Regions from separate parts of the Homo sapiens genome. Here region 1 is linked to region 2. A link is a loop called in an ENCODE intact Hi-C map of the cell type or tissue named here. Cell type or tissue: heart right ventricle. All regions are shown on one strand. Links, peaks and the distances in the headings refer to the core of each region. The heading gives the core; the rest is flanking DNA. Region 1 has its middle 50 kb from the start of LINC01739. Region 2 has its middle 64 kb from the start of LINC01739.

Region 1 (16,104 bases), core at 6,254-11,253, 110 kb before region 2:
GATCCACAGGAGAAATTTCTCTCTGGCCTCAGTACTAGAAAGACTTGTGTTTCTCCTGAGTGCCTGTTTACCTTACAGACTCTGTGAATAAGATAATTCCATCGTTTTGAGACTGTGTTCCCAAGAGTCAGGGGGGGGTCTTCCAGACTGCCTGAGGAGCTACTATGGGCTTGGGAATGAGAGCAAAGAGGGAGGTGGACATGGGCTCTGGGGACTTGGATTCTGGCTTCCACGAGAGCAGACCTGCTTTTTTGTTTTCTGCATAAATTTTATATGAAGAAAGGATTCAGTGGCCAGCAAAAAGGTCTGGAAACCACTGACTTAACCAATTGCTTCTTGTAGCATTTAGAATAAACTCTAACCCAGAACCAGAGTGGTCTGCCCTTGCATATCCTTTAGCTCATCCTGTGTTGTCTCCCTTCACTCATTACTTTATTTATACCTATCTTTCAGTTCCTGCAGTAAAAGCCATGGTCCTTCCAACATGATGGCCACTGGCTGGAATCTTTTCTCAACCTTTGTCTGATGATCTCTTCACTGTAGAATCACTGGGGTTTATGTTCAGCTACGTACAACAGTGATTCTCAAAGAACTGTGGCTTAAACAAGACAGACATCTGTATCTCTTTTATGTCAGGCGGGAATCTAGGGTCCCTGTGGTGTCTTTAGAATGTCATCTGGATGTGTCTTTCTTCTCTGCCACCCTCGGACATGCCTTTCATCTTCAAGATCCCGTCATGGTCCAAAGGACTTTGGAGCCATCAGTAGGAAGAAGTGGGAACCACAAAGCGATGCTTCTCCCAACCAAAGCTGCTGTCTTTAAGCAGTTTCCGGAAGCCAAGAGTGTTTCCACTTACATTTTATTGGCCAGAACTTAGTCACGTGGTCATCTCCCACTGTAAGGGAAGCTGGAAAATGTAACGTTTTATTGGGGCAGTAATGTGCTTCCTTAAAAACTGGAATTCTATTATTAACAAAGAAGGAGGAAATGGAAATCAGGAGGCAACTCGGAGGTTTCAAGTTCAATGTCACTCTCCCCCATCTAAAGTGTGATCTCAATCTTCCCTAATATTTGCTCTCTTAGAACACTATTCATTTCCTTTATGGAATTTTCATAATTTATAACTTATGTCTAACTGTTAAAATTTGTCTTCAAAGCTGGATGGTAAGTTCTCCGAGGCGAAACACTGAGTCTTTGTTATCCCACGCCATATAACCTAGGTCCAACAAAATGCCTTTCACCTACCATGTGAAGTATTTGTCATATAAGTAAACAAATGAATGAATTTCTCTGATCGCTTTTGTTAGACAGTTCAGAGCCAAATTTATGGTTTAACTTCAACAAATGTTCAGGAGTTCCTGAAGGGCATTTAGGGTACTAAGTTCATTCTAGGCTCTTATTTATTTTTCCATTCCTATTTCCTCTTTAATTTCCTAATTTATTTAGATTTGCTTACATTGTAGCGGATTATATATTTTAGAGGCTTCTTTTTAATCCATTTGGGGATGAAGGGGGTGGGGCAAATATAAATAAAGACTTAGTAAAGAACAGATAAAGTTTAACTATTCAACAAGAATGTTCTAAACAAAAATTTTTAAGTGTGAAAAAAATGTCCAACAACAATAAAAGATAATAGACATCTCTTTCAGCATATTGTTTGATGGTCCCAGTTCTGGGATGCATTAATGTTTAGTAAAGAATAATTAACTAACCATAAAACAGGATGCTGTTCAAAAGTCACTAGTAAGCAGCAGGAGTTCGGTTAAGATCACACTTAGGAAGCTAAGGATGATTAACCTTTGCCTAGGTTATAAAATGGCCCATTTGAGAACTGTTGCCACTGGATATATTACCTGGATATCAATTGGATTATTGAGTGAGAGGTTTTACATGATGTTTAGTATGATGATATATATCTGGTTACAAACTGTTTATGACAAGTGGAAAAGCCAATAAAAGATTAATGCAGATTTAAATAGATTTTTCTTCTTTACTTGAGTTTCTGTTAATTTATGCATATATAACTCAATACCTGTATATTTGAAAGAGATGCTACTTTATTATTTGTAATGAAGAAAGATGGCTGTTGAATATGTAAGTGAAATTGTAATGCTGACGTTGGAGCTCCTGTTTAAAGGGGGTTTTCAGTTCATTGAGGTTTTTCTTTTCTTTTCTTTTCTTTTTTTTTTTTTTTTTTGAGATGGAGTCTTGCTCTGTTGCCTAGCCTGGAGTGCAGTGGTGTGATCTCAGCTCACTGCAACCTCCATCTCCCAGGTTCAAGAGATTCTCCTGCCTCAGCCTCCCGAGTAGCTGGAACCACAGGCATGCGCCACCATGTCTGACTAATTTTTGTATTTTTAGTAGATGCGGGGTTTCACCATGTTGGCCAGGCTGGTCTCGAACTCCTAACCTCAAGTGATCCACCGGCCTCGGCCTCCCAAAGTGCTGGGATTACAGGCGTGAGCCATGACACCCAGCCGACATTTTTCATTGGAATTTTTATTTGGTGCAAACTTTGCCAACTGAACCTCAGTTTAATTTAGCAATGTTTACAGGTTAAAAGAGAAGTCACCCTCTTGAATTTGTAATAAATTAACGTGTATTTCCTTGTAATTTCAACTTTTTTTCTTTGATTTATCATAAAGTACATACCTGACAGCAATCTTTTTTTTTAGATTTTTTTTAGCTGAAAGTTTCATTTACGGTCTTTAAATTATTTTATTAAAAATCTTTTGGGGACTGGGACTGTGTCTTGAAGGCTTCTTTTGCATTTCCCATAATGATTAGCACACATTATGCACCTAGTAAGGGCTTGAGAAATTCTTGAGTTTGAATCTTTTTCCTTTTCTTTTTTTCCTTCATCCCTCCCTCCCTTCTCCCTGTCTTCTTCTCTTCCTTCCTGCTATATACTTTCTGCCTTCTTTCCTTCCTTCAATAAGCATCAATTAATTGAGTAGCTACTATACTCTGGGCTCCTTACAGGGAATTAGTATACAAAGATGAATAAGATATGGATTTTAGGCTAAATAAAGGTTAAGGCACAGCAATATGGATGCTGTGGTGAGACCAGAACTGAAGCTCTCTCGGCCCTAGAGTGCTTGTTATGGTATCACTTTGTGAAGACAAAATAAGAGAATTCAATGAGAAGATACCCCGGACACTGCCCACCATGGACACTACCTCTCTATGGTTAGCTGAATAAAGCCATGTGGGGAAACTGGTCTGTAAACTCTAAAGTGCTATGCAAATATATCATTACCATAAATGATGTACATGTCAATCCCCATCTCCACCAAATTATGAGTGGTGACATTAACTTATTGATCTCTGTTTCTTTAGTACATTATAGGCACACATAATAAACAATATATGTGTGTGAGTAAAATATTGAAGATTCACTTTTTAGTATTATAGTCATCATTACCAGTACATCAACTTGTATCTTGTTTTATTTTATTAGGATACTGATATAAGAAACCCAAGTTTATTCTTCCTTTGTGAGTGCTCTGATGACCCTGGCATGCCCAGTGGAGCTACCTGTGTGGATTGAACTGGAGCTCCTTTGCTCTTCGCTTGAACCCTAGGTCAGAGTTGGGGGAAATTGGCTAAAGCAAAAACCACAAACCAAAACCCAGGTAAACACAAACCCAATAGAAATCAGTTGTGGTTGAGTAGATTTGGTCAGAGATTATAAAGACTTAGACCACTTGATTCCACCTAAACCAAACTTCTGAGTTATTAGTTTTTTTATATAACATCAAGCTCAGTTGTATTTATACAAAAAATATGGCAATAGAAGGAAAAAGCTTCCTTTGTTTTGAATTCCTCAAAGCTTTACAGGCTCTTCCTAAGGTTCCCATTTTGTGTCACTTGAGTAGATTATTTTTTTACTCACATGAACTGTGGACAGGCACTGTGATGGAGGCTTTACACACAAAATCTTCTTTTGATCCTGTACAAAAGCATGTGAGGTTGGTAATACTATTATCATCATCACCATTTTGATGAAGAAACTGGGAAAATGAGGCTGGCCCAGGGTTATACAACATTTAGGCCACATGACTAGCATTGAAGTCTCTGGCTCTAAAACATGTATTCTATATTATGATTATTTAGATACATGCTTTTTTGTTTTGTTTTCTTACATTATCATTTCAAAGAATTCGTAAAAAACTGTATCACAACTTTTTATTTTGAAAATTTCCAAACATACCGAAAAATTCAAGGTATATTATAATGAATATCCATGTACCCTCCAAATAGTTGAAGCAGTTATTAACGTTTTGCCACATTTGCTCTCTTTCTGTTTATACACACATATACACATTTTTCCCTGAACCATTTGAATGGTTGTGAGCTGAGGGGTTGATGATGACACATCATCCTACATTTTTCAGTATGCATCCCCCAGGAGGAACAAAATTCTTTCTTATAACTGATAATACCATTATCCTTCCCCCTAAAAGTGACAGTAATTCCATATCATCTTATATCCTGTCCGTATTCAAATCTCCAAATTTTCTTTAAGATTTTTTTTGTGACTGTGACACACATGTCTGTGACTATGCTCTCCCTTAGATTTGACCCTCTGGGGACTTTGGAGGACTCAAGGTCTCCAAGCTTGGAGCCACACCATGGCCAATTAGAGTGACTATAGATTCCATCTCTGGTTTTACAAATTTTAGTCCAAGGGCCTTCTCCTTTTCTTCTCCTCCTTTTCCTCCTCTTTGTCCTGTTTCATTTCTTTTTGGCTTCAGTGTACTTAATTTTTGATAGCATCTAAAATATCAAATAATACTTATTCATGAAATAATACTTGAGATACTTTTTTATGCCTGTACTTCTAAAAAATATTACTTTCAGGCCAGGCACGGTGGCTCACGCCTGTAATCCCGGTGCTTTGAGAGGCCGAGGCGAGTGGATCACCTGAGGTCGGGAGTTCCAGACCAGCCTGGCCAACATGGTGAAACCCCGTCTCTACTAAAAATACAAAAATTAGCTGGGCATGGTGGCAGGCACCTGTAATCCCAGTTACTCGGGAAGCTGAGGCAGGAGAATCACTTGAACCCGGGAAACAGAGGTTGCAGTGAGTGGAGATCGTGCCATTGAACGCCAACCTGGGCAACAGAGCAAGACTCCGTCTCCTGCCCCCCCAAAAAATTACCTTCATTATAAAAGCCATACATTCTAATTAAAGAACATTTAGAAAACCCACAAATTAGAAAGAACTATTTAAAATCTATTCTATTCCCTCCATCTACACTTAATAACTCATGCATTTTCTTCCAGGCTTTTTTCCTATACACGAAATACTTAAACAATTAGGATAATATACACATATAATTTTGCACTCTTTTTTCTCACAAAATTTTGTAACAAGCGTATTTATTGCACGATAGTGTGGGCTTTGGAGTCAGACTGTAGGAGTCCAAATCCTGATTTTGCCACCTATGAGTTATGTGACACTGGGTCACCATATAACTCATCACCAAAATGAGAACACACAGGAGAGTGAAAGGGGGCCCTATCAGTAATGAACCCAAGACATCAGGCATAAAGTGAGATTGCCAGAACTTATGGTCACCCACCTTGGCAAAATTGCTGATCTTAGAAGCTCAGTTTCCACATCTCACAAAAGATTCTTGTGACACTCAAATGAAATAAAGGACCACATAGCCCAGTGAGTGTGCAATAGACATTAGCTATTATTATGGTTTTTGTAAACATCACTTTATACGGTGGCATGATACCCCACTGGAAGATGCTTCCCAGTTCATGTCATATAAAGGGGCATCTTTTTTACAGTCTTCTAGTACTTCTTCCTCTACTCTTCACGGGTAGACTGAGCCATGGACCTTGCTCTGCATGAGTCCTGCCTGAGATTCTTGTGATATCTTTACTTGTAATAGGGTTACCCTTGGCTTATGCCCATTTCACAGAGTGTGAATCCTGAGGCTTCAAGGTCATAACTTTAGAAAGTGATGGAGTAGGCAGGCAAATCTGCTGTCTTTATCTCTATACTTATCACAATTTCTATCTAATAAAAAGCACTCATAGGCTGGGTGCAGTGGCTCACACCTGTAATCGTAGCACTTTGGGAGGCTGAGGCAGGTGGATCACTTGAGGTCAGGAATTTGAGACCTGCCTGGCCAACATGGTGAAACCCTGTCTCTACTAAAAATACAAACATTAGCCGGGCATGGTGGCGGGCGCCTGTGGTCCCATTTACTTGGGAGGCCGAGGCAAGAGAATCACTTGAGCCCGGGAGGTGGAGGTTGCTGTGAGCTGAGATCGTGCCATTACAGTCCAGCCTGGACAACAGACTCCATGAACAACTCCTTTCAGAAACAGGGTACAAGAATTACTACCTCTAACAGCTGATGTAAATAAGGCAAAAGCATAATAGGGTGAGACAGATTGGCATTCCCCACTTATCTACTCCTTCTCCTAAATAAGTCAATTTCAGAGCTCTGAGTGTGGAATCCATGCTCACCACCTCTGAGATTAGCCTTTTACACTCCTCACCCACCCACCCTATAGCTCCAACAGAAGTTGGAGAGTGGGGGCCTGTTAGCTGCTGCTGGGCCCTACCCACCAGTGTGAGTTGTCTGTAAGACTTCTTTCCACTTTGGTTAAGGATGTGTGGTTTGGACGGTATATGTAATATCTATACATATATTAATATATAGTGTTAATTTTTTTTCTTTTGATAAAAAATATAAGATCCCAGAGGGCAGAGATAGCCTCACAACCAACATTTTATCACCATTGCCTAGGATAGGACATGACACTGGGTATCCTCAATAAATATTTGTCAAATAATGAATGTATCCCTGAAAAAAGGAAAAAAGGGAACTGTATCTGAGGGTGTATACCTTTACTAGATCTTCTAGCTGGTCTGGTCATTGATGGTGACCATGATGCTTTTAATCAGTGAATATTGTTTTGAAAATAAAACAGGATTCAGTGTCCTCTTTTCCCATTGGGATAGACTGTCATCACAATGCCATTCCAAATACAAATGCCATTCCAAACACTGGACATGATGCATAACCAATACTAACACATGCCATTTGAAGCTTTAACAAGACAGTCCTCCTTCAAATTTATAACAGTCTATGTTTAAAAACCTGACAAAACCAAAATGTGTTCTCCATAAATTATAGTGGCACCATTCCTGCTGCCGAAGTGAAGGTTGTGTCAGCATTTCCATTATTCTGTGGATCGCTGTGTTTCAGGGCTTTAGTTCTTGGCTATAAAAATGCACCTTGGGTTTAAAACTGGCAAGGAACACCTCAGCCTTGGAACAAATTTCCTTCACCAAATTTTGAGAGCAAAACCAATTTGTTTATTTCCCCCTTTGTCAATGACTTTTGTGAAGAGAATCATCCATGAATTTCATTTCCAATTTCATTTTTTAAAAGCTGGATAGTTTCAGATTTTCACTGAACAATGGTAAAGTATTGTTTTTGGTGTCAGGAGAAGAAAATAAAATTTGTAAGCCTTGCTTTTAAAGAACTACATTGTTCTAAAACCAGCCACCCCCCTCCTCCCCATTCTGATTTCATTAAGAAGGGTTAACAATGGTTTTATTTTGACATGGCAAATCAGATGGCTACGGTTGGTGGTGAAATTTGATTATGTGATTAGGTTAATAACCTCTCAACAACAGACCTTATTCTGTAGCTACTTGTTAGGTATAATTTCCCATTGGCTTCCTGGAGAAATCATTTAGTATAACTGTTCATACACTTAATTAAATTTCTTTAGTTTCATTTAAGCATGTATTTATTTGTGGTCCCTTGGGCAAGTAACATTTTTCAATATGGTTCTTGATAGTGTTAAAAAATTTCAGTTTTTAGAGAGGGAGCTGCAACTAGTAATTTAGTGCAATAAAACATTTAAATGGCTTTAAGGTTTTGATCTTCATTCCTCTAAACCAAGGTTTCCTCCAAAATCAGAAGTTCTTATGTCAAGTTTTATTGATTTTTCTTGAATTTTATCTGTAGATGCATGTATATACTTCTGCCTTAATTACATTATTTGGTTCTCAATAAGCACCTGTGCTATCCAATTACAAGGCGCAGAGGGAAGGGATATAGCCCACCCCAGTGGTAGGGAGGACTTCCCAGAGGAGGCAATGCCTGGTCAGAATCTCATAGCATAGGTAGGAGTTAGCTAGGCTTGGAAGGGAAAAATGCATTATAAGTGAGGAAGACAAGAGATATTCTTAAATAAAAGGTCAAAAGGTGTCACGAGATCATTTATTTTCTAGGTTTAAGCAAGATACAATTTTGGAGATATGCAAATTAATGGCTTACTGTGAAGCCATTAGAATTAATACTTTTATTTTTCTTAATCAGGGATTCTGTGCTGCTGAGATCATTACAGAAGCAACAGTAGCAGGTGGCCTGGCCATATAGGGATTCCTTACTCGCAGCAGAGAATGTTGCTGCCACTCAAAGTCACCAGGGGCTGAAGAGCTCCTGTGGAGACCCACATCATCTAACAACACACATGCTCAAAACAGGGAAATGTGCATTTTCAGGAGAGGAAGAGACAAACCTTTTGTTTAGCTAATTGGCATGACAGAGTGTGACATACACGTGCTCCTGGAAGAATGGTGTGGGGTGTCTGCACTCAAAATCTGGAGCATAGGCAACTGGATGAAGGGCTCTGTGGCATTGATTTTCATTGTGTGTGTGTTAATATTTATATTTGTAATTAAATAAATAATTGAAATTATGCTGAATTGAAAAAAGATTGTGAGGTTTAATGGGACTGTGTGTGTGTGTGTGTGTGTGTGTGATTATTACTAAAGAAAAGGTCTCAAGGTGATTAAACTGTTCAGATAAGGATAAATATAGTGTCCCCAGCCCCACCCTCCAAAGTGTAATTCTTGAGCAGTTTCTCATGCCAAGTTCCGGGTGGCTGAATAATAAGAGATAGTAGTTAATCGCCACCTGGGAGAGGGAGTGGGAACTAAGGCAACAGATGTAAAAAGTTAAGCAGATGCCCTGCACATGGGGAGGGGGTCAATGTGCCTAATGTTCTATCTGACCAGGACTGATGTGGGCGGAGGGCCTGGGGCTGTGGCTGCCACTCCCCGGGTGAGAGGTGAGGGGCCTGAGAACAGGAGCCAGCTGCTTTCACTTGCTCCCAGGCCTCACTGTCCCAGAGTGGCCAAGCCCACTTCTTGAAATAACCAGCTGCCAGGACCCCTGGGACGGCGGGAGACGGGAGAGGCTTCCTGCCCTAGTGTGAGGAACTGAGCCACCGACCTGACCACTAGGAGGCAGGATCACATTACCTAACTCACTGGCAGGCTCACCCAGGGGCCTGGACGCCTTTGAAAAGAATCTGCTTGCTCTGGGTCCAAGAGTAACCCAGCCCTGGTTCATCAAGAACAATAAAGAGAAGGAGTTTGCCTTTGAATTCTGGCTCTGACACTTACTATCTGTGGGACCCTAGAGAAGTCACTAACCTTTGCAAGCCTCAGTTACCTCATCTGTAAAATGGAGGCAGTGATGTCTGCCCCTCAGGGTGGTTGTGAGGATTAGAAATGGCACACAGTGGGTCCTTGGTAAGTAACAGCTATTATGTGCAAAAAGGGTGCTCATGAAATTTGTCCCCACAAACATGCCTAAATCCTCCCTACCCACATACCACTTAGGCAGATACAATTCGGTTTGGGCAGCTTAAGAGTAACAGGGTTGGAAACTTGAGCCCTTGGTACGAAGCCCCCAGCTGCTCCCTTTGGAACATGCTGAAAGGGATGGAGAAAGCTGCAGGGACTCCATATGCCAACTGCCCTGGCAGGACCCTGCCCGAAGGGTCGCAATCTCTGTCCTGTTTTGGGAAACAGAATCGTGTGTCCTTAATCCTCCTTATGGGAAAAAGTTGGGCAATGGAGTCCAGGCGAGAACGCCAGAGCTTGGATTCTACTGGGTCAGTGAACAAACACGTGCCCCTCAGGGGTGGAGTTGGAGGCTGAAGAGGCATTTGAAGAAAAAGACCCAGTGGGTGTAGGTGGCCCCTTGCAGGTCAGCCACCTGAGGGCTGTCTACCCTGCTACTCCCCTGTCTTACAAGTGTTAGAGCCAGAAGAGACCTCGGGCTCAGTGGTGCCCACAGATGGGTTTTATTTGACCTGTGTTTCCCACACTTCCTGGCAGCTCAGGCTCTGGATAGGGAGTCAGAAGACAGCTTCTGCCTTACGTTGCCTTTCAAAACTATGACTTACTCTCATTGACGCAAACTGATTTGCATCCAAAACCCTAGCTGTAAGGAAATGAGAAATGTGGTATTTGATGTTGTGGTCTCTGAAGGACAAAAGGCCACCCAGAAAAAGAGGGGGAATGTGGGAGCCAGCACCCCCATATCCTTCACAGGTGCCAACATGGAAGGAATCCAGAGCTTTCACAAGAAAGTCCAGCTTTTCTGGGCAACTTAGAAGACCTGATAGCAGTGGGCTGTCACTCTCACATCGGCAGTCTGCTGGTGTGAAGCGGTGGCTGCGCCCCAGCTGGGCTTTTGCTCTCCCATTCTCCCCAAGCACCACCAGCCTGGCCCCTGACAGCCATGGAGTTTGCAACCCCCACCTTAGAGACTGGACCCCTCTTCAGGTGACGGCTTGGTTTAGCCTCTTGCCTTATGGATAAAGAAAGCAGGGCCAGGCGAGAGGACTTCCTCTGGGTTCTGTGGCCCTCGGTTGCCACTGTGGAGGCTGGAGCTCATCCTCCTGATTCTCCAGTGCCCCCTGTTTTCACCACATTGCTCTGCCTCCACTTGGTGTTATATAAACCGTGGCCTGAGTAGGGGACACGAATAGTGGAATCCCATGGATGCACTTTCCATGTCAAGCTTGGCAGGACTCACTTTTGGGATGGCCTCACAGTATCCAATTGGTGGTCCTGAGTTTTCAAACAACAGTTAAATTATGTTCTTTATTCTCTCTTTTAAAAGGCAAGGAAGAGTGTAACATATTTCCCACAAAACGATTAACATTTAATAAAAAGTTTTAATGTTATCAGGAAGATTAGGCTCTCCAGAATGATTCATTCCCAGAGGGTTTCAGATGGCCACAGTTTTAGTAAAATTGCTCTCATCTGGAGAGCACCTTTCACTTACCCAAAGCATTTTCATGTGTGGCGATGCATTGCAATCTTTAACATTTTTTTTTAATGTTTAAATCATGTAATCGTCCTTTAAATGAAATCTTACTTGAAACCTCAATATATAATGGAGCTACAAACAGAACAGTTCTAGGTGAAGCTGGGCTGAGAGACTCTGAATCCCACCCATGGACTCCCTCGCTTCCCACCCACCCTGGAGGCGCCGCCATGCAGCCTAGGTCCGGGCTTCTCCACACCTGCTGTCTCTCATCCACAGAATGCAGATTCCGTGGCTTCATATTGCCCCGCTGATTCCAATCTCGGAGTTGAGGCCTGGGCATCTGCATTTTAACAAGCCCACACAAGGTGGTTTTTATGCATTCCGAAGCTTGAGAAACTCCATCCTAGGCTTCCAGGGAGCATCGTTTGTAAACTCATTCCTTCTGTTTTGACATAAATTGAGTAGGTATTATTATCCTGATTTTACAGTTGACACTATGTTTGCCCAGGGTTGCACATTTCACTGGTGGGGACAGAAGCTAAACCCTGGGCCCTTCAACATGGTGTATCCCCTGCATTCTTCCCATCAGACCATGCGGCAAGAATGGATAGAATGGGGTAAGCACCTGACACCATGTGAGCCCAGGCCCACATTCTATCAAAGGGGGTATCAAAGGCCACCAGATTGTCTCTAGCTCTTTCCCTATCTTTCTCGGAGAAAGGAGAAAGGTGTCACACAATGGATGGAGTATGCCAGTCACATGGGTCTGAATTTGGATCCTCCCCTTCCATTTCCCAGTCATGAGCCTCAGTTATAAAGATTAGAAAGCATACAGTTGGTCCTCTGTATCTGTACGTTTCAGATCCATGGATTCAACTACCTGCTGATGAAAAATATTCAGAAAAAAGGAACAAATAATAATACAACAACAAAAATTAATACAAATTTTAAAAACAATGTAGCAGCTATTTACATAGTATTTACGTTGTAATAGGTATTATTAGAAATCTAGAGATGATTTTTTTTTTTTTTTGAGAAGGAGTTTCGCTCTTGTTGCCCAGGCTGGAGTGCAATGGCACGATCTTGGCTCACTGCAACCTCCGCCTCCCAGGTTCAAGGGATTCTCCTGCCTCAGCCTCCCGAATTACTGGGATTACAGGCATGCACTACCACGCCTGGCTAATTTTGTATTTTTAGTAGAGATGGGGTTTCTCCATGTTTGTCAGGCTGGTCTTGAATTCCTGACCTCAGGTGATCTGCCCGCCTCAGCATCCCAAAGTGCTGGGATTACAGGCATGAGCCACCGCGCCCAGCCAGAGATGATTTAATATATGGGAGGAAGCATGTAGGTTACATGCAAATACTATACCATTTGATATTGGGGACTTGAGCATCTATATCTTGGTATCCCTGGGGTTCTTGAACCAATCCCCTGGGGATACAGAGGAATGACTGAACATGTAAATGGCCTAGCAGATGCCTCACCTCAAATGCTTAATAAATTGAGAGCTGTTATTGCTCTTACCCTTAAAGTGTGGCCTCGTGCAAAGAGGGGCCCTGTGTAGACGACTGTCCTCTTGTACCTCTCTGGGTCAGGTCCCTGGTAAGCAGACTGTGTCATCCCCAGCAGCAAGGCCCACAGGCGTAAATGTGGGACAACTAGGGTCCCACAGGACACCGCTAACAGGAATGTCCTGGTCCGGAGCACAGATTGTTCAGAGAAAGAGCCATGTCCATGAAGCAAAGAGGGATTCGTTCTCCTCTGTGGCTTGGCCTCCGCCTGCGGGGAGACCTTCGTTTTGTAAATGGCTCATTTCCCTCACAGCATCACCCACCTTCCCTGAGTCACTGCCACCTTTTCATATGGATCATCAAGAGTTGGAAGGGGGCCTGGGGATCCCAGGACTGGCTCCACGCCACTTGTATCCTTCAGCTAATCCCCCCAGTGGGACGATGGCCCAGGAGAGCGGCTAGCGGGCCCCAGCATCTGCCCCAGCGTCCTGAACCAGGATGACAGGCTCTGTAAGTGAGCCTCCTTCCAGCTCCAGGCAGCCGCCCGGCGGGTCCTCAAGGCCCGCTACCCTATACCCTACAGCTGCATCTCCACTCTCTGATGGGTGCAGTAGCCTTCCTGTGAACTGGTGTCCCTGAGTGGGAGCCTTCCAGGGTAGCCTTCCAAGGCTGCTTCTCATGGCCGTGACCCAAAAGGGGAGGATCTGCATCCCAGGCCCACATGGGGGCGTGGACGATACCGGTGCTCAGAGTGGGCCACTCCTGGATTGAAGAGAGATGGCATTTGGGGCAGTGTGAGCCTGAAAGAGAAACTGTCTCCTAGGAAAAGAAGGCAATTGGGCCACGACTCAGAGAGGATGTGCAGAAAGGAGGGGAGGAATAAGAACGAGGATCCCAAGCAACCCCTCGTCCACTGTGCCGGCCCGGGGTCATCTCTGCAGCAGGAAGCTGACTGGTACTTCCTCACTCCCCATATGGAGGAGTCACACTGGTCAGCTTTTCCAAGTCACCTATCCAGGCCCCCAGCCCTTCATGTACCCCCTACTTCCCTCATCAAATCTCTGTGCCCAGAACGCCATCTTCCCTTTCACAGAGAACTCAACCCACCCACTGGACTCCAAGCTTCTGGCCTCTGTGGTGAACCCCAGGGAGGTGAAGCCCTCTTTCCTCCCTGCTCCTAGAGCCTGGGACCCTTCCAAGATATAACACTCTCACATTGTTTCATACCTCTTGTGTGTATGTGTCTGTTTACACCCTTGATTGAACTTCTTGCCATATTATTTTGGTATTTCTAGTGTCTACTACAGAACTTAGCACACAGTAGGAGCTTAATAAATGTTTGATGAGAGGCCAAAAATATATGGAAAAATATTCCACATCACTAATCATCAGAGAAATGCAAATCAAAACCACAACAAGATACCATCTCACACCAGTCAGAATGGACATTATTAAAAAGTCAAAAAACAACAGATGCTAGCCAGGCTGTGGAGAAAAGGGAACGCTCGTACATACGGTGTTGGTGGGAATGTAAATCCGTTCAGCCACTGTGGAAAGTAGTTTGGAGATTACTCAAAGAACTTGAAACAGAACTATCATTTGACCCAGCAGTCCCATTACTGAGTATATATCCAAAAGAAAACAAATCATTCTACCAAAAAGACATGTACTCACATGTTCATTGCAACATTATTCACAATAGCATAGAGATGGAATCAACCTAGGTGCCCATCAATGGTGGATTGAATAAAGAAATTGTGGTACATATACACCATGGAACACTATGCAGCCGTAAAAAAGAATGAAATCATGTCCTGAGCAGCAACATGGAAGCACCTGGAGGCCCCCTGTCCTAACCAAATTAACACAAGAACAGAAAACTCAATACCATGTGTTCTCACTTATAAGGGGGAGTGAAACATTGAGTACTCACGGACATAATGATGCAAGAATAGACATTGGGACTATTAGAGGGAGGATGGAGGAAGGGAGGCAAGGGTTGAACAACTAACCGTTGGTTGGGTACCATGCTCAGTACCTGGATGATGGGATCATTCATACTCCAAACCTCAGCATCACACAATATACCCAGGTAACAAACATGCACATGTATACATTGAATCTAAAATAAAAGTTGAAAGAAAATGTTGAATGGATCGATGAAAACATTTTACATGGAGCATCCCAGAACCTGTGCCACACAAAAGGATTGTATTCAGAGGTAAATAGGAATGGCCCTGCTGCCACCAACACCCCCAGCACATTCAGCACAGAAATAAATGCACAGATATGGACTGGGGCAAGTGCTAGGACAGCAAACAACAGGAGGTTATGAGCCAGGAACAGGAACTCTGCTGGCGATTGGTGGTTGAGGAGGACCACTGGCCCTGAAGGGCCAGGTGGGGAAGAAAGCTGAAGAAAGGGCATGTGAGGGGTCAAGGCCCAGGGGGCAAGAGCTGGACCACCTGAAGGAACTAAAGGAGGAGAGATGTAGCTGTAGCCACATGAGCAAGAGAGAGAGGCCTAGAAGGGCCAGGAAGGACAAAGAGGCCAGGTCATTAGGGCCTTTGAAAGAGAGTTTGCCCAGGACACTCTGATTGATACCTGTTGTCCCAGCATATTATTATTATTATTATTATTATTATTATTATTATTATTATTTTGAGATGGAATCTCACACTCTTGCCCGGGCTGGAGTGCAATGGTGCAATCTCGGCTCACTGCAACCTCCACCTCCTGGATTAAAGTTATTCTCCTGCCTCAGCCTCCTGAGTAGCTGGGGTTACAGGTGCACACCACCACACCTGGCTAATTTTTTGTATTTTTAGTAGAGACAGGGTTTCACTATGTTGGCCAGACTGGTCTTGAACTTCTGACCTTGTGATCGGCCTGCCTCGGCTTCCCAAAGTGCTGGGATTACAGGCATGAGCCACCGTGCCTGGCCCCCCGGCACATTATTAATAGCATCTGATTCACCCTCAGAAAGGTCTCAGTTTGGAGGATAAATTATAAGGTTGCCCTGCTCATAGGCCATGTGAAGACATGGATACAGTTGTCCCTTGATATCCTTGGAGGATTGATTCTGGGCCCGCCAGAGGATACCAAAATTTGTGGATGCTCAAGTCCCTGATATGAATGGCATCGTATTTGGATATAACCTGTATACATCTCCCTGTATACGTTCAATCATCTCTAGGTTACTTGTAATACCTAACACAATAAAGGCTATGTAAGTAGTTGTCATATTGTTTAGGGAATGATGATGACAAGGGAGAAAACTCTGTACAGGCTCAGCACAAAAGCATTTTTTTTCCCTGAATATTTTTGATCTGTGTTTGGTTAAGTCCACAGCTGCAGACGCCACAGAACGGATGAGGAACCCGTGGATATGGAAGGGTGACTGCACACATATGCTAAGCATAATGGAAAGCTAGTGAAGGGTTTTAAGCAGGGGAACAACATGACATTCATTGAACGA
Region 2 (16,104 bases), core at 3,629-8,628:
ATTGAGTTGTTAGTATTTATGTTGGGAGGAGAAGTTTCTGATAGATGAGGCAACTAAAAAAAAAAGATGGTGAGAAATTTTTATTTACTGAGACTTACTCTGTGTTAAATCCTTTGCAAAAATATTCTCATTATTGTGTTGCTGAGGGGCAACATAAACCAATATTATATCGATTTCTAAATTGCATCAAGCAGCCGGCAAGTGCAGAAGAAATTCTTTTTAATTTTTAAAAAAATTTTTATAGATTCAAGGGGTACGGGTGCAGGTTTGTTACATGGATGGATTGCGTAATAGTGAAGTTTGGCTTCTAATGTGCTTGTCACCTGAATAGTGAATATTGTATCCAATGGGTAGTGCAGAAGAAATTCTGAGTTGAGACACCAAGAGAGATGAATCATGGTGTCTGTAAACTCTCCTAATGAATCAACGTGGATTACTCATTGAATATATATATTCTCAGGCCCTACTCCAGACCCACTGAATCTGAATCTCGAGGGATGAGAATCTTGGGGAGCTATATTTTTAACAGGGCTTCGGGCAGTATTTTTCACCAGAGCAATTTTAGACACGTTGGATTGGAGGACATCTTGAGGGGCTGATAGGAGAGGGTTCTATTTTCCACATCTCAGGGTTTTACTTGCCTGCCACAAAATGAAGCAAGGAGCAAACTGAGCAGGAGCCAGCAGCAGGCTCTGCGCTAGTTTCTCTAGTTGCTTACCTAGGGGCACAGGAGACCTTAACCTAGGAGATTATTCCCTCTGGTGCTTTTCTCCTTGAAACCCACTCAGGGAAGACTGGCGTGTGTGTCCGGATCCACTGCCTCCAAACCTGAGGACAAGGATTACCTAGGTTTTAAAAATTATTTCTTTGAGCTGTGTTCTCATGCACTGTGACGTCAGCAGAACCCCAAGACTGAATTATAGCTTTGCATTCAATCAGGAATCATGAATTATTCTCCATGTTATCCATCACTGCTTCCCCACTGCTCAGAAGACAGAGTGACAGCAATACACACAATGGGCAAGCACCTGAGGGGCTTTAAACCTATCAATAATAAGCATTGTTCTCAGAAAGATTTTGCTCTGCGGAAAAAGCAGAATGGAACCGCCTTTCCAATCCGGCAAAGGCTTTGAAATTGTTTCCCATTAAATGTGCAAATTCTGAAGTCATAGAGTTCAGTCACCACCTTGTTTATGTCCTGGGGATTTGGCTTAGTCTGAATCAAAAATATATATCTGTTCATATTAAATACAAAATGACTCTTGGATGTCCTCCTTCTCACATTAAACTGCATAACAAACACTAACATTCAATCTATGTAAAATTAATGAGTTGGTGGTGTCTTGTGTCTGTGTTTAATCAGAAAATTACATTTGGAGTACTTGAAAGCATATTAATTGAAGTTTATCAAGAAGGCAGTAGGTATTTAGACACAAACACAAATGCAAAATATATCAACTCATGCCTGTAATTATCTATCACCATTGCCTTGCAATTCTAGTGCCTTTAAATAAAAATAAAACATAATACATGCTTGAGCCATTTTAGACCTTAGAAATGTTTCATATATTTTTCCTTTTAAGCTTGATTGAGTTATACAGTTAAACACAGAGAATATGCACTTACTGTTGTGTTGATAAATGGAAGCATTAGTAATTGGCATAGAATGCTTCCCCTGATGTTATTAGCTACAAATTTCTGAGGTTAGAATGAATGTAAAACATTCTTTTACCCAGATTGATTCTTTGCATAAATAATTAGAAAAAACAAGCTCTTGACACAATAGCCTCCATAAATGCCATCATAACTATAGAATATGCTTACAGACCAAATATAGCAATGGCCAACTTTGGCTTCAAACTTGTTTTCTCAAATTTGGCCCCCAGGGAAATACAATAGACTCAGCTGATACATGTGGCATCTCATTGTATCACTATATCCAAAGAACCTATTAACTCACTGGATAGGCAAATATTGGTTTGGCTTTCTCAAATATGGAGATGAGATTCTTTTTTTAAATTTTTTAATTTCCTTAGCTGTGTCTCTATGATTTCTTTTTCTCGTGCACCTTCTTTCAGATTTAAGAATCTCTGTCCATATCCACCAAACATGAGGCCTGAAATAAGTCAGTGAAAAACTTGGCAATCTCTAAGTATCTGAGTGTTTATCTTTCTGGAGGTTTCAACACCCAGGAGTTTCACTGCTTTTTCTTTTTTCTGTTTTTTTGAGACAGGGTCTCACTCTGTCACCCAGGCTGGAGTGCAGTGGCACAAGCACGGCTCACTGCAGCCTCAACCTCCCGGGCTCAAGCGATCCTCCTACCACAGTCCCCCAAGAGCTGGGATCACAGGCATACACCACCATGTCCAGCCAATTTTTAAATTTTTTTAGAGATGGGGTCTCACTGTATTGAATAAGCTGGTCTTGAACTCCTGGGCTCAAGTGATCCCTCCACCTTGGCCTCCCTAAGTACTAGGATTACAGGTATGAGCCACCACACCCAGCTTTAACTGCATTTCTATGTGTTCACTAGACATTGGGCAGAGTATGGACAAGGCCACTCCATTCAGCATCTCTGAGATCAGCATCCTCACTGAGGTCAGCCCTTCCTATGATCCTGCACAAGGAACAAGGTGGGGCTGTTTCAGAGAGTTCCTCTCAGCTCTCCGAGACTGGGGGCCCGCCAAGTGCTTACGGTCCTTTAGGAACTCTGCTAAGTCCTTGACATTCATCATCTCTTTTAATCCTCATAATCAACCTGTGAGGGGGAAGTTATTTCCTTGGTTAGCAAATGAGGAAACTGAGGCATGGATCAGTTATGTAACTTGCTCAAGATTCAGATATACAAGAAACTAAAATGAGAAAGAGAGGAAATTGCTTGGGCTAGAAACGACAGAGTTGGTATTGGAACCCAGGGCCATAGACTTCTAAACACACTCTGTACTATGCTGTACTATCTTTCTTATGATACTCATGCTATGTATCTTCCTATAGCCTATACATTTTTTTTTAAAATCATGGAATTGCACATCTAACCCTTAGTAGTCTGGTTTTCTAATCCTTTCCTTGGGAGGGAATCAGAATATTTTATTTATTTATATCAGGGATCTGGATAGTGAAATCTCATGCTTTTCCCTTAGCATCCAACTTTTCACTCCCTTATGTGTATATGTTATCATGTATATTTTGCTTATTACATTTTATTTGTTTGCACAAGATTTCTCACAAGAAACACAGGTCTTTGCCTAACAATATAGCCAGTGTTTATGAGCATAAGCTCTCAGGATAGACTGGTTGGGTACAAAAACAAGCTCTCCCATTTATTATTCAATCTTGGGCAGGTTGCTTAAGTTCTTTAAGTATCAGTATCTCTGTCAGTAAAAAGGGGATGAGGATGACGGTAGCTATCTGTGGATTAAATGAGAATGCAGAGCCAATGCCTGGCACAGAGTAAGAACCTACAAGCATGAGATACTGTTGTCTGTATAAGCAGCAGGCTTTAACTCAAGACTATGCAAAGAAGACTGACTAACCATGGGACTCCATTCTCTCTTGCTCACTTTCCAGTTAACTGGAAGATAATCGAGATCCTTAGATTCATGGGCAGAACAACATCATCTCCAAGGATTAGGGCAAATAATGGAGTCATAATGAACTGGAAGCAGACAGATTGTCTCAGTTCTGACTTCAGCCCTACCATTAGTGACTCTGGGCAAGCCACTCTCCTCATTTGGCCTTCAGTGTCCCCTTCTCTCAAACAAGGGGAGATCAGCCTGTCCCCAGAGGGTCCTGCCAGTGTTAACATTCTGTGAAGTATCCAAGCCTTCGTGAGTGAGTCCTCGCTTCTAAGAGCTTGTAATTTCCATGCCCCACCTGAACACCACCACCCAGTCCAGGAAGCCAGGAACCCAGGCCATTTCTGAACTTTTCACTTGAATACCCAGAGCAGCTGCTAACACCCCCAGCCGAGCCCCACACCTCCTTAATCTAAAATCCTCATTAGTTCCAACTGCAGGCCATCTATTACCTTGTGCTCATAATGGGAGTTAATTTCTGTTGGGATCAGATGGTCTTCCCCCTGGAAATTTTTATTCATATTTCTTTCCTGTTTTGTGATTCTCAATCGGAGTTTTCTAATAACAGATCATTTCTTTTTGTCTAACTTTAATCTGGTCCTGCTTGACAAGCCCCATCCTTTTCATTGAAGGGTAAGACCACTTAAAGGAAGGCCAATAAGCCCTTGCGCTGCTCGGCCGGCTGGGGTGATTTGTCACCCGGTGCAGTGGTGGTCACACCAATGGATTTATCTCAAGGTAAATGGAGATGCTGAGACCCGGGACCCGGAGCTTTGATTAAGGCGCCCTTTTTGTAGTGTTGATAGATGTTGCTTGTGTTTATCTATTTGAAATGCCACTAAATCTGTGAATACAATGGAAAAAGAGAGTACTTTGCCGCTGAAAACATATTAGTGATTTATGTTTCAGTAAGAAGCACAATAAAGAGACAGAGGCTATTAAGAGCAGCTATTTTCATGAGAAATAGTTCTGCTTTAAAACATTATTAACCGCACCTTGATAAAGACTTACATGCATGCATAATCATGTTTACTTACCCCTTTAGTTTGGTGCAATATGCATTTGAAGCACACATTCTCCAAATATTCATAAGTTAGTCAGCAGAATATTTACAGCAAAAGACACCTTGCCCAGGACCGTTCTGCATGTAAATTTCCCTCTCTCAAGATACAGACACATAATAAACTTATCTAGGAAGCTTTGGAGTTTATATGGACTTCATATTGCTCAAAGCACTCTCAAATCCTTCACACCATCATTTGCTGTGTCTCCCCCACCCCACTTGCATTGTAGTAGAAATAACCAGTAAGGTGACACATAAAGATTATAATGCATGGATATAACTTATAACATGAATCAATGTCATCAAGACGCACCCATTTAAATGAATAGGGTCAGATGAGAGTGCTGTATCACCCTGACTTGTGTGACAGTTACAAATGCATCACCTCGTATGCATAATAGGAGTGTACAAACCAGAAGAGATTTGTAAACTTGGTTCATTTCAAGCAGAACTGACCCACAGGAATGGAAACCAGAGAAAAGGCAACTGGGTTGGAGCTGTCTGGAAATCAGTGACTCTTGTTGGGCTGTTTCACAAAACCCTAACGAGGATTTTGTGTCCTCCAGTCCACCAGGGAACTGAGAGCCGACCAACTCAGGCGCAGCACACTGGCTGCTTCCTTAACCACGTTCTCTTCTAAAGGGGGATAACGCGGAAGAGTGGGGGAGGGGGTAGATTTGAGGTGTGCAATTCTTACCACATCTGGGGAAAAAAACAAAAACAAAGCCAAGCGAAGTGGGCCTGCCAGAGTTAACTATGTTCACAGAGTGCAATTAAGTGTTTGGAAGGTTCTGTGCCGTGTGCTCTGATTTACGGCCGCGTTCCTGGGACGCCCCTTTAGCCGGGCGAACGTGGAGGGGGCCAGGCCCGGCCGTGCGCACCCTGGGAGCGGAGCCGGGCCGCTGGCGCTCCGGGTCTTGGGCTTGGCACCGCGGCGCACCGGGTGGCAAGCACAGCGCTTAGCGGAGGCCACACCTGCACCTCATTTGCTTCTGAGCAGTGCCATGACCCGCCTGCTGATGGGGCGCCTTCCCTTTCATCCTCGGGATTATGACAAGTTATTAATTGCCACCATTAGCCGCAGCAGCCTGCCCGAGATCTCTGCTGCTCTCTGGAGGTGAGAAACCGCGCATCTGAATGCCGAGGGAAGAGGCGCTGAGCAGCCAGGGCAAACGGAGCAACAATCTGCCCAAAAGGGATTGTGAGATGGTGAATAATTTATTAGAAAACATTTTTCTTTGTCCTTCCCACAGACCCACAAATCCTCCCCAAGCGCTCTTTACCAGCCTTGCAGATAATGTACTTACACATCTCAGAGCCTGCTAAATAGACTGAAGAGGCCATGGGGTTCACCTCCACACTGCGGCTGCCAGGACCGCGCTACCAGCCCGCGCGGCCTCTGCCAAGGGCCCGCTGATGGAGGCGAGGGAATTAGCTGATTTTGCAGAAGCAGATAGGAAAAGCCGCTGCCATGGCTACCCCGCCTTCTTCCCGGGCTCCTGCGTCCCGTATTGAGCCCGGATACCTGCACACATGCTTTATATTGGTCTAGAACCCTACAATTTCATTCCACACCACCAGTAGGTGTTGACTGAGTTTCTGCTGCGATAGAGAGTTGCTCGGTCCTTCCTTCTGCACACCTGGGCAGAGGTGAGGCCACACCACGTCCCCAGCCACACATGCATTCCTTTCACAGAACTGTGAGCCTGCTCTACAATAGATGCAGACCCAGACCAAGACCTCAAAGAGCTGGAAGTTAAATAAGGATACGCTAACGTGGACAAGTATATAGAGCACCAGAGAGCTCTATATTGAATCTCTGTCTGCTTCTCCAGCCTTATTTATTTCCCTCCTCCCTCCCCATCCTCAATACCCGTGGCCATCTGAGTACATTCACCAACATGTGCACACCACACACTCTGCATACATATACTCTAGCCAGACTGACCTATTTGGGAGGGCTATATGAAAAATTACCATTTGTATAGGTCAAAACCAGCTGAATATCAGTGATTTTATATGAGTCAACTGAAAATAACATACTTGTCATCTTTGGCTCTTCATCTTGCCTGTCTACCGAGAGCATCTTTCTTTGCCTGCCAAAACCATACTCACCCTTCAGAAGTCAGTGTATTTAGACATTCCTTCCTAGAAAAGTCCTCTTGGACATTCCCGCCGTCTCCTCCACTTTCCACCTGGGCTTCACTTTGATGATACTCTTCTGTATTCCCAATGTATCCTCCACCTGCCTTCTTTTTGATACTTGTTGCACTGTATCATAATGGTTGCCTTACCTTTTATCCTCTCTAGTCTGTGGCCCCTTGAGGGCACAAAGGATCCTATTTGAACGTGCATTCCTAGAACCTCACCCAGTACTGGCATATTGTAGATTCTCAGTAAGTTTGATGAATGAATAAATGAGGTGAATGAGAAGATGGATGCACAAGATAACAGGGGAACGGAAAAGAATCATAGACAGGGGAGATGGGACCAAGATTTCTATGGTAGCCAAGAAGGAAGGAGTTTTCATTTTATTAGGAGGTGCATAGACAAGATGTTGTGAAGTACTTCAGGGATTCTATGAGATCCGTACTGACCAAAGACATTCTCAGTCTCTGCTATTAAAAATAAAACAAAACAAAACACCTTTTTCCCTAGAATATATTTTTGTGGCATAGAGTAGACCCTCAATAAATAAATAAATAGTTATTGAATTTTAAAAGTGAATATGGAAGGACTATTAAGATTAGTTCTACCTAAGGGTAAAGCAATTAACTAATAAGAATAGTTTTTTTTAACTGAGTAGTTTTATTTTACATTATTTTATCGCTACAACTATGAAATTTGAAAATGAGGAAATTGAGGCTCAGAGAATTGTGTCCTATTCGGGATCACCCAGCTAGTGAGAGAGTCAAACCCAGGTCTCTCTCGCTCCAAAGCCTGAGTTCATGCCAACGATGCTACTGCAGGCTCTCCATTCCCAGAGATCTTCTTGAGTTAGAAATAACCATATTGTCTCAAAGATTTTGAAATAGCATAGTTTAGAATCAGGGCCAATCATAGGTGACATGAGTATCTTCCAAGTCAAGGCTTCTATGATGCTTCCTCTTTAAAGTATGATCGCCTCCTCTTTAAAGCCTTAGAGTCTTTTAAAATGATGCTTGGAGATATATATTTGTAGGGATTTGGTAGGTTAATTCAGTCATTCAACAAATCTTTAGTAATCACTTACTGTGTGCCAAGTCTCATGCCAAGCTCTGGAGATACAGTGTTGAATAGGTGTGTTTCCTGCCAACCTGGAGGACTGCTCAGATTCTGAAGAGACAACATCAAGCCTGCAGGTGCCAGATGGGCATCTTAGCTGAGAATGAATCAAGCAAAGATGAGGGAACAAGACCGACTGCCTCCATGTTTTGAGTTTGAATGTGCTTTAATGACAAGCATAATGAGTGTTCCGATCCTCCTGCTGTTACTGACAGCCCCAGTCTTATAGGTGAACTGAATATCAAATATAGGAGCACACACACATGCACATACACAGAAGACTAACATGTCAAAAAGAGATACAATCCTGAAGACCTATTAATCCATTTATTTATTTTATCTCAGCATTTTGAACACCCAGATGAGTCAGGCCCCATGCTGGTGCCAGCTACTGCACAACTACCAGTCTCTGCTCTTTAGGGGCTCACAGAACAGTGTGGGAGATGGTCTAGTGTGTAAAAAATTATACTTATTTGTGATCAGTACACTAACGGAGGGAGGAATCCAGTGTTCCAGAAGAGAAGAGGGAGCAACTAGTTCAGGCTTTGGAGGGTGCAGGAGAGCATGTAGATAAGAAAGGGTTTCCCCAAGACAGCATTGTGTTAGCTGGATGCTAAAGGATGCATGGGCCTTACAACTGGAGAAGGGGTGCAAGACAGCCTCACCCATGGGAAAAGGAAGATGAAAAAAAGGACAAATGCCCAGTGACTAGATGCTAAAGGAAGACTATTGGTTAAGTGGAATCATTCATTCATCCATTCATTCAGAAAACACTGAAGCCTACCATGCTGTTATGGACTGAATGCTTATGTCCTTCCCTGCCTCCTCTCAATTGCTACATTGAAGTCCTAACCTTTGTGTGGCTCTGTTTGGAGTAAGGAAATAATTAAAGTTAAATGAGGCTATAAGGGTGGGGCCCTCATCCAACAGAATTAGTGTCCTTTTAAGAAGAGCCACCAGAGAGCTCATACACACTTTCTCTCTGTGCACAGGCACTGAGGAAAAGCCATGTGAAGACACAGCAAGAAGGTGGCCATCTGCAAGCCAGGAAGAAAGCCCTCACCCAAAACTGACCTTATAGGCACCTTGATGTTGGGCTATTAACCTCTAGAACTGTGGAAACATAAATTTCTGTTGTTTAAGCCATCCAGTGTATGGTATTTTGTTATGACAGCCCAGGAAGACTAATATTCATGCTCCTAGCACTGTACCAGGTTTGGAGTAGCCAAAGACAAATAAGACCACTCACTTCTCTCAAAAGCTCATGGCTATAAAGAGAATATGTTGATCATATTCTCTATGATCAACAGAAAAACAATGGCTAGAGTAAAACCTGTGGTATATTAAGGGAACACCTGCTTGAAATAATCATGATTTATTTTAACTGAACAATTTTATCTGGTCTTAGTTAAGCATGTTGAGTATGATTTAAGGATTTGATGTGGGAGACATTCAAGATGTTTACCAATATTTCAATTTCTTCTCATTCTCAGCAAATTCTACCCCCACACCCTGGCAATTAAAGTTAATTGGGGCTATGTGATTTGCTTTAAAAAATGAATTGTGAACAAAAGTAACAGGTATCACTTGCAGGCAGGAGCCTTGAAGAACCAGTGAGCGATTTGCCAAGTTTTCTTCCCTATATAGCAAACATCAACATTCCAGGTGAGGGAGGCTCCATCAGTCCAAATCTGAGTGAGAAAATCAGGAGCAGAAGCCCTAAGACAAACAGGCAGCATGAGTAAGAAATGAAGCTTTAGTGTTTTAAGCTACTGAGATTTGGGGTTTATTCATTATTGCAGCACAATATAGTCTAACGTGACTGATATAAGTAAAGAACAAGATGTTACTTATTCTGACCCTGGTAGACATTTTGGAATATTAGTTTTGCCACTTGAAGCCCTAAGAATGACCCACTATCAAGAGACTGGACTTCCAGTTTCTACTCTGTGTGGGTGTTGCATTCATCTACCATCAGGTTATAAAATACATTAATAGATTTCCTTATAAGCAATGAGCAGTTAGGATTTTACTTCCTCATCTACCTTTGCAGTGTTACATCCTTCATCCATCATATAAAACCTGTTAGCAAAGAGGCTCCTGTGTGAAGCTCTGTCCTTTAGAGACTCAAACTGTAGAAGGGTATGGCTTTCTAATCTTCAGAGGATTTTTGCCCTTTCATGTCCTTTTTGTAGGCCCAAGAACAACGGACTCTGGAATTGAGTGTTCGGCTTTAAATCCTGGATGCACTACTTTCTAGCCATGTGGCTTGGAAAAGTTACTTGATCTAATTAAGCTTTCATTTTTTCACTTGTAGAATACAAATAACAATAGTACCTATCTCATGGGGATGTTTTGTGAATTGAGATAATGCACATAGAGCTTAATAAATAGTAATTATTATTATTATTGTTGGTGTTATCATTATTATTTTACCATCAGGATAGGCTTAAAATAAAATGTCAAAAATCTTTATCACCAAAGCCATGACTATTCTTAGAGAGTTTACTTACAGATTAGCTGGGAGATAGTGGTTTGCAGTAAATGACCTTCCAGCTTGTGCCCAAAGTTTTCGATCCTCCAGCCACACAGAGCTTCTTAAGGGCGATCAGAACCTCTCAGAAAGCTTCTATTCCAGTGGGAGTCCTGCCACGAGAGGACCCGAGTTAAAGCAGGTGTGGACACAGGGTATGCGGCTTCCAGGAAATCTGGGAACCATCCTGCTTGTATGGCTTCTCTTTTGGATATTTAGCAACTGACCCTTTGGAGAAAGATTATCTCCTTTTTGAAAGTAATCTGACAACCTGTCAAAACTGGACTTGTGAGAGGAATGGAGAAGCTAGCCCTGGGCAGTCTGGCCAGGCTCTCATTTGGGTCATGACACTGGCAGGGGCTGCTTTAGTCCACATCAACTTGGCTTCTGGTCCCAACCCCCTTCTGAAGCTCTGATGACGTGACTGAAAGAGCTTCTGGGATTCTCCCAAGACAGCCAAAGAAACAAGAAGAGTGATTGACATAGAAGCTCTGTGATGATCACTGTGATTAGGGAAAGGATCTTCTATTTGAGGAAAAGTGGCAACCAAGAAAATAAGAAAAATGGCAAGGGCGCTAAAATTCTGCACTAAGTCCTTTCTGTCACTGACAATATTCTTGATCACTGGAATTTAAAATAAAATGATTTGATAAACTTCCAAAGGTGTTTACCACGTGCAGGCCATGTGCTGTGGACGAGTGATACAATGATTCTTGAGGCCTTATCTTTCTCTACAAAGAGCTCATAGTCTTTCAATAATTCAACAATACATTCGTTCAATACTTTTACTGATGCCCACGGCATGCCAGGCACCACTGTACTGGGTATATAATGGTGAACAAAACTGACAGCTCTCTGCCCTTGTGGAGTGTAGAGTCTAGTAGCATATCTAGAAACAGTAAGCACAAATAAATAAACAATATTGTATTAATATTATTTTTATGTCAGCAAAGGAAAAAAATGGGTAGCATAACAAAAGACATGTGATGGGATTGGGGAACAACATATAAACCAATACCAGCAGTGCACTGGGAAAGGCACACATACAAAAGGCTTTCAGAGTATGAACATCCGTGTACCTTCACTCCTGACTGCAGGCGCAGACTGTGTGTGGGGAGATGCTCATATAGAAACCCAGGTACCCAGGAATGACATACACCAACACACATACCTCCTAGAAGTATTTTCTCAGACTACAAACTATTAAGGATGTAAATTTCTGACAGTGAAAATTTTATTTTTTTAGTGTTTCTGTAACTGTATAGATACACGAATTATTTAGTAGTTCAGTTATTCTACAAATACTAAACTGTTTTACAGCATGATTCTTATTGAAATAAGCAATTAACACATCTTGCCTCTTCTTGCAAGCTCTCTCTGACCACCCACCTACACCCTCCGTGAGTCTTCTGTGATTCTCTTCTATATTCCATTATTCCTTATGCATGCCTTTACCATCACAATTTTCACACTTTTATAATCACTGATTTGTTTTGCTTTTCTCATCTTCTAGATTGTGAACATCTTGAAGCCACAGACTGTCTTAATTGTCTCAATATGCCTAGGGCTTAGCTGTCTTAGTTTGGGTTTCACGATAAACAGACCTTGAGAACAGCATTCAAGTGCAAGCAGTTTATTTGGAAGATGGTCCCAGGGAACACTAGTAAGGGAGTGGGGAGGGGAACAAGGAAGGGGGCGAAGCTCATAAGGAGCGTTTTATTAAGCAAGTTACCAGGTTCCCTCTGGAGAACTCTGGGAAGCCACATGGACCATGTACCAGCATTATCAGGGTATTTATCCACCTTCCCATCTGTTGTTGGTTGAGGCCTGCTCCCACGGGTAAGAACCCTCCAGCATGTCTGGTTTGTTTTCCCCACAGGCCAGGCATGCTTGTACAACCTGAAAAATCCCTCGGGCAGAGTCACAGGTGCTTTCTATAAGCAACCTTCAGACCGTGGAGGTGAGTGCCAAGGGATATGAATGGGGTGTCAACTAGTATCTGCTGGCTCCCCATGGCAGCTAGGTAGGCTTTGGTGGCTCAATGTAACAAAATAGCCAAGCAGAGCACATTGTTAAGGGATAAATTTTAGTGTGGGCTCCATGGGCAAATCTCATGTTACTGACGTGGTATCAAGCCAGCAGTGAAGTGTTAGATCTGGAAGCAGCCTGAGATCATTTGCTGGGGATGTTTGTTTGTTTGTTTGTTTCTTTCTTTTTTTGAGACAGAGTCTTGCTTTGTTGCCCAGGCTAGAGTGCGGTGGCATTATCTTGCGATCTCAGCTTACTGCAACCTCTGCCTCCCGGGTTCAAGCGATTCTCTTGCCTCAGCCTTCCGCGTAGCTGGGATGACAGGTGTGGACCACCACGCCTGGCTAATTTTTTTGTGTGTGTGTTTTTAGTAGAGATGGGGTTTTGCCACGTTGGCCAGGCTGGTCTCGAACTCCTGGGACCTCAGATGATCCACCCGCCTCAGCCTCCCAAAGTGCTGGGATTACAGGCATGAGTCACCATGCTGGCTGGAATGTTTGTTTCTGCAGCCATCATGATCAGAACTATCTTGAAGAGCAGAGTGTTATTTTAACCCCCCCACTCTCCTTGGACTAGTTCACATGTAATGAAATCTCCTGTTAGTGCAGTGATTCCATCTGTGTTTTCTCACCTGCAGGTGTTGGGGGCTCAATTACCATACTTGCTAATATGTTGTTACTTTCTGAAGATGTAAATTATAACAGGTGCTACTTATGAATTATATTTAATAGCAATGCATCCAACTCATTTGTTAACTTACACACAGTCAGATGAGGTCTCTTCATTTGACCCTCCAGAGAGAGGACGACCAGCCTCCTTGGAGCTTCCATATTTTTGGAAGTCTCTTCTGGTTACCCTTCATGTTTAAAAGTGATAGTGATGATATTAGCCCAGGACTTCACCTGAATTTGAGCTTCCTGTGGCAAAGTGTACATGAACAACCCCACTAAGGACCTAAACCAATAAAATATTACTCAATATATCCTATGTCTTCAAGAAATAGGACTCCAGAAAAATAACACAGTAATTCCAATGTGTCCAGTGTCTTCATTCCCGTGACTTTGCTGGAGCAGTATAGTGTAGTGGATAAGAATACAAACTGCCTGGGTTCTGTGTCTCCATTTCCTCATCTGTAAAATGGGGATAATAATGGTTCCCATCTCTTAGGGTTGAATGAAGATTAAATGAGTTAACACATGTAGAGAATTTTGAACAATGCACAGCTCTTTACATAGTTCCCAGCACTATATTAAGCACTGGCCCAAGAATAATTGATTCATTCAACAAGTTTTTTTTCTTTTTTGAAACAGGGTTTTGCTCTATTGCCCAGACTTGAGTACAGTGACACGATCATGGTTCACTGCAGCCTTGACCTCCTGGGCTCAGTCCTCCCACCTCAGCCTCCTGAGTAGCTGGGACTACAGGTATATGCCACCATGCCCCCAATTTTTTTGTTTCTGTTTTTTCTAGAGATGGGATATCACTATGTTGCCGAGGCTGGTCTCAAACTCTTTGGTTCAAGCGATCCACCTCCAATCTCGGCCTCCCAAAGTGCTAGGATTAAAGGCATGAGCCGCCACACCTGGCCTCGACAAATACTTTTGAGTGCCACCTCTGTGCCGGCCACTGTACCAGATGTGGTGATACAATGGGGAACTACATAAACCTGACCTTAGAGAATTTGCATTTTACCTGGGGAACACAGACTACTATGATAGGCAAAGACCCCCAGCTGACAGGGAAGCTTCCTGGATTTGAGGACTACACCAAGGCCCTGGAGACTGGTTGTAGCCAGGCAAACGGTGTGCCAAGAAGGGGATTGCATGCACCAAGTTCTGGAAGTATAAGATGGCATAACAGAGACAGTAGTTCAGTGCGGCTGTGAAATGGAGGGAAAGGGATGGTGAGAGAGGAGGTAGGTCACAAAGGGCTTCTTAGCACCATTCAAGTGCAGCTGTGTCTCCTGGGAGCAATTGAGTGGGAAGGAGAAAGTAAACGCCCCATGCTTAGACTTGACTACTATTTTGACACTTCTCCCACAGGGCCTTACATTGTAATCTCTTACAGCACAAGGTACATGTGTACTTTTTTCCATTCACATTGTGAATTCCTTGAAGGCAGAAATCACGGGCCTTTTATTTCCTCCAACTCTCCCTAGCCACTGGCAGCTTTGTTGGTATTTGAGCCCTCACTAGCCATCTCTTAGCACCTCTGGCATAATGTGATTCCAGATCATTCTTCATTACCTGCTGAGGACCCCAACACCCTGTCTTGCTCTTGTGAGACCTCCTCTGCACTCTGTCCTGAGGTTACTACCAAAGTTTCTGATGGTCTTCTCCTGGGACACCTCCTCCTGATCTCCCATCCTCATTCCCTGAAGCAATTTTGTTCTCACTTACCAGACTTTCGCTCTCCCCTCAATGTGAATGGCTTGTCTAGCCCAGCTGTTGTGATTTTTCTACTCTCTAGATGCAGTGCAATGGACCAGCAATGGCTTTGGAGTCGCCCAGATCTGAGCCTGAATCCCACCACCTAGATGTGTGGTCTTCAGCAAGCCATTTAATCTTTCTGGGCTTCATTTCTCTCACTTATAAAACAACGCTAATACTACCTAGCTGCAGGGTTGTTGTTGTAAGGATGAAGTAGTGGTTATATAACTAAGACGCTCATTAAATGATGATACCCACGTCCCTGCCTATAGGTACAGTTGCATAGTTTCCAAGTCCTAAACTCTTCACGTCTGTACTTTCTTGTTGTGGTAACTGATTCAGTTCCCAGAAATCTTGTGAAATAGTCAATTAGGGTTAATGAAAGATAATTCCTTGGCACAAAGTACTTCCTTCTCAAGAACATCCTGCATGTAAGTTACTTTCATTCTAGGCTGTTAAGACATTTTTCAAACTTACCTGTAGATAGTAATCTCAGACCTAGGAGACACATCAACAGTGATAACGAAAAGAGAGCAAGCGATTCTGAAGTTGTTTTTCTCTAGAGTAACATGTGTACAGCATCCAGAACAATTAGATCGTGATTGCCAGGCCAAATTTCCATCATGACACTAATGAGTTACAAACCCCTGGAGCATTGCATCCAGGAAACAGCAGCAGCATCCAAGCCCTTTGATGGAATCACAACCTTATAATTAGTATAAGTCCATTCATTATCATGGGCCTGGGTGCGTGCATACCAGGGGAGAAGAGTGAGGGACAAGGAAACAAATTAAAAAGCATAAACTGAGAAAGGAAAAGAAATTAAAACCACTGAAAACTCACTAATATAATTATAGGAACTTCTCAACTGCTGAAGTTTGGGGAACCCAAACTGATTTCAGGGAGACACTGAATATAGATACTAGCTGCAGGGCTATCTTAGAACTATGAGGTGCACCATGTCTCTCTTCCTGCCCTTTGACAACTGTCCCTCTCTCCCCTTTCTGTGTTTTTGCAACCTGGGCATTTAAGAGTGAGGACGAGAAGAAAGGCACAAAGGAATGGAAGGAGGAGGGAAGGAGAGGGAAAGAAGAGAGGGAGACTAACGGTTCCTGGAGCACCATTTGTGATATGTGCCCAGTGGTCCGCCGGCTGCTCCCTATCCGTTAGCACGGTGTCAGGAACACAGGCATTGGCAGCAGACAGACCTGG

The links. A loop is a pair of places that touch in the nucleus more often than their neighbours do. Peaks named below come from ENCODE experiments on the same cell type or tissue, not always from the same donor. Only the 100,000 strongest peaks of a DNase experiment are listed, where the experiment ranks them.
Region 1: a loop joins it to region 2, with 2.4 times the contacts of the local background. A loop is called at or near these places in 7 of 110 quality-filtered maps.

What each region holds. Positions count from the first base shown.
Region 1 is chr1:62,954,090-62,970,193 of GRCh38, forward strand. No RefSeq gene overlaps it. Among named protein-coding and RNA genes, the nearest start is that of LINC01739, 50 kb to the right of the region's middle. RefSeq lists an enhancer at 12,604-13,104. In heart right ventricle, for the core only: a CTCF peak has its summit at 9,278 (motif pointing right); no DNase peak of the experiment used is centred there; H3K27me3 peaks cover 411 bases.
Region 2 is chr1:63,068,485-63,084,588 of GRCh38, forward strand. No RefSeq gene overlaps it. Among named protein-coding and RNA genes, the nearest start is that of LINC01739, 64 kb to the left of the region's middle. In heart right ventricle, for the core only: a CTCF peak has its summit at 5,765 (motif pointing left); no DNase peak of the experiment used is centred there; H3K4me3 peaks cover 595 bases; H3K27me3 peaks cover 4,804 bases.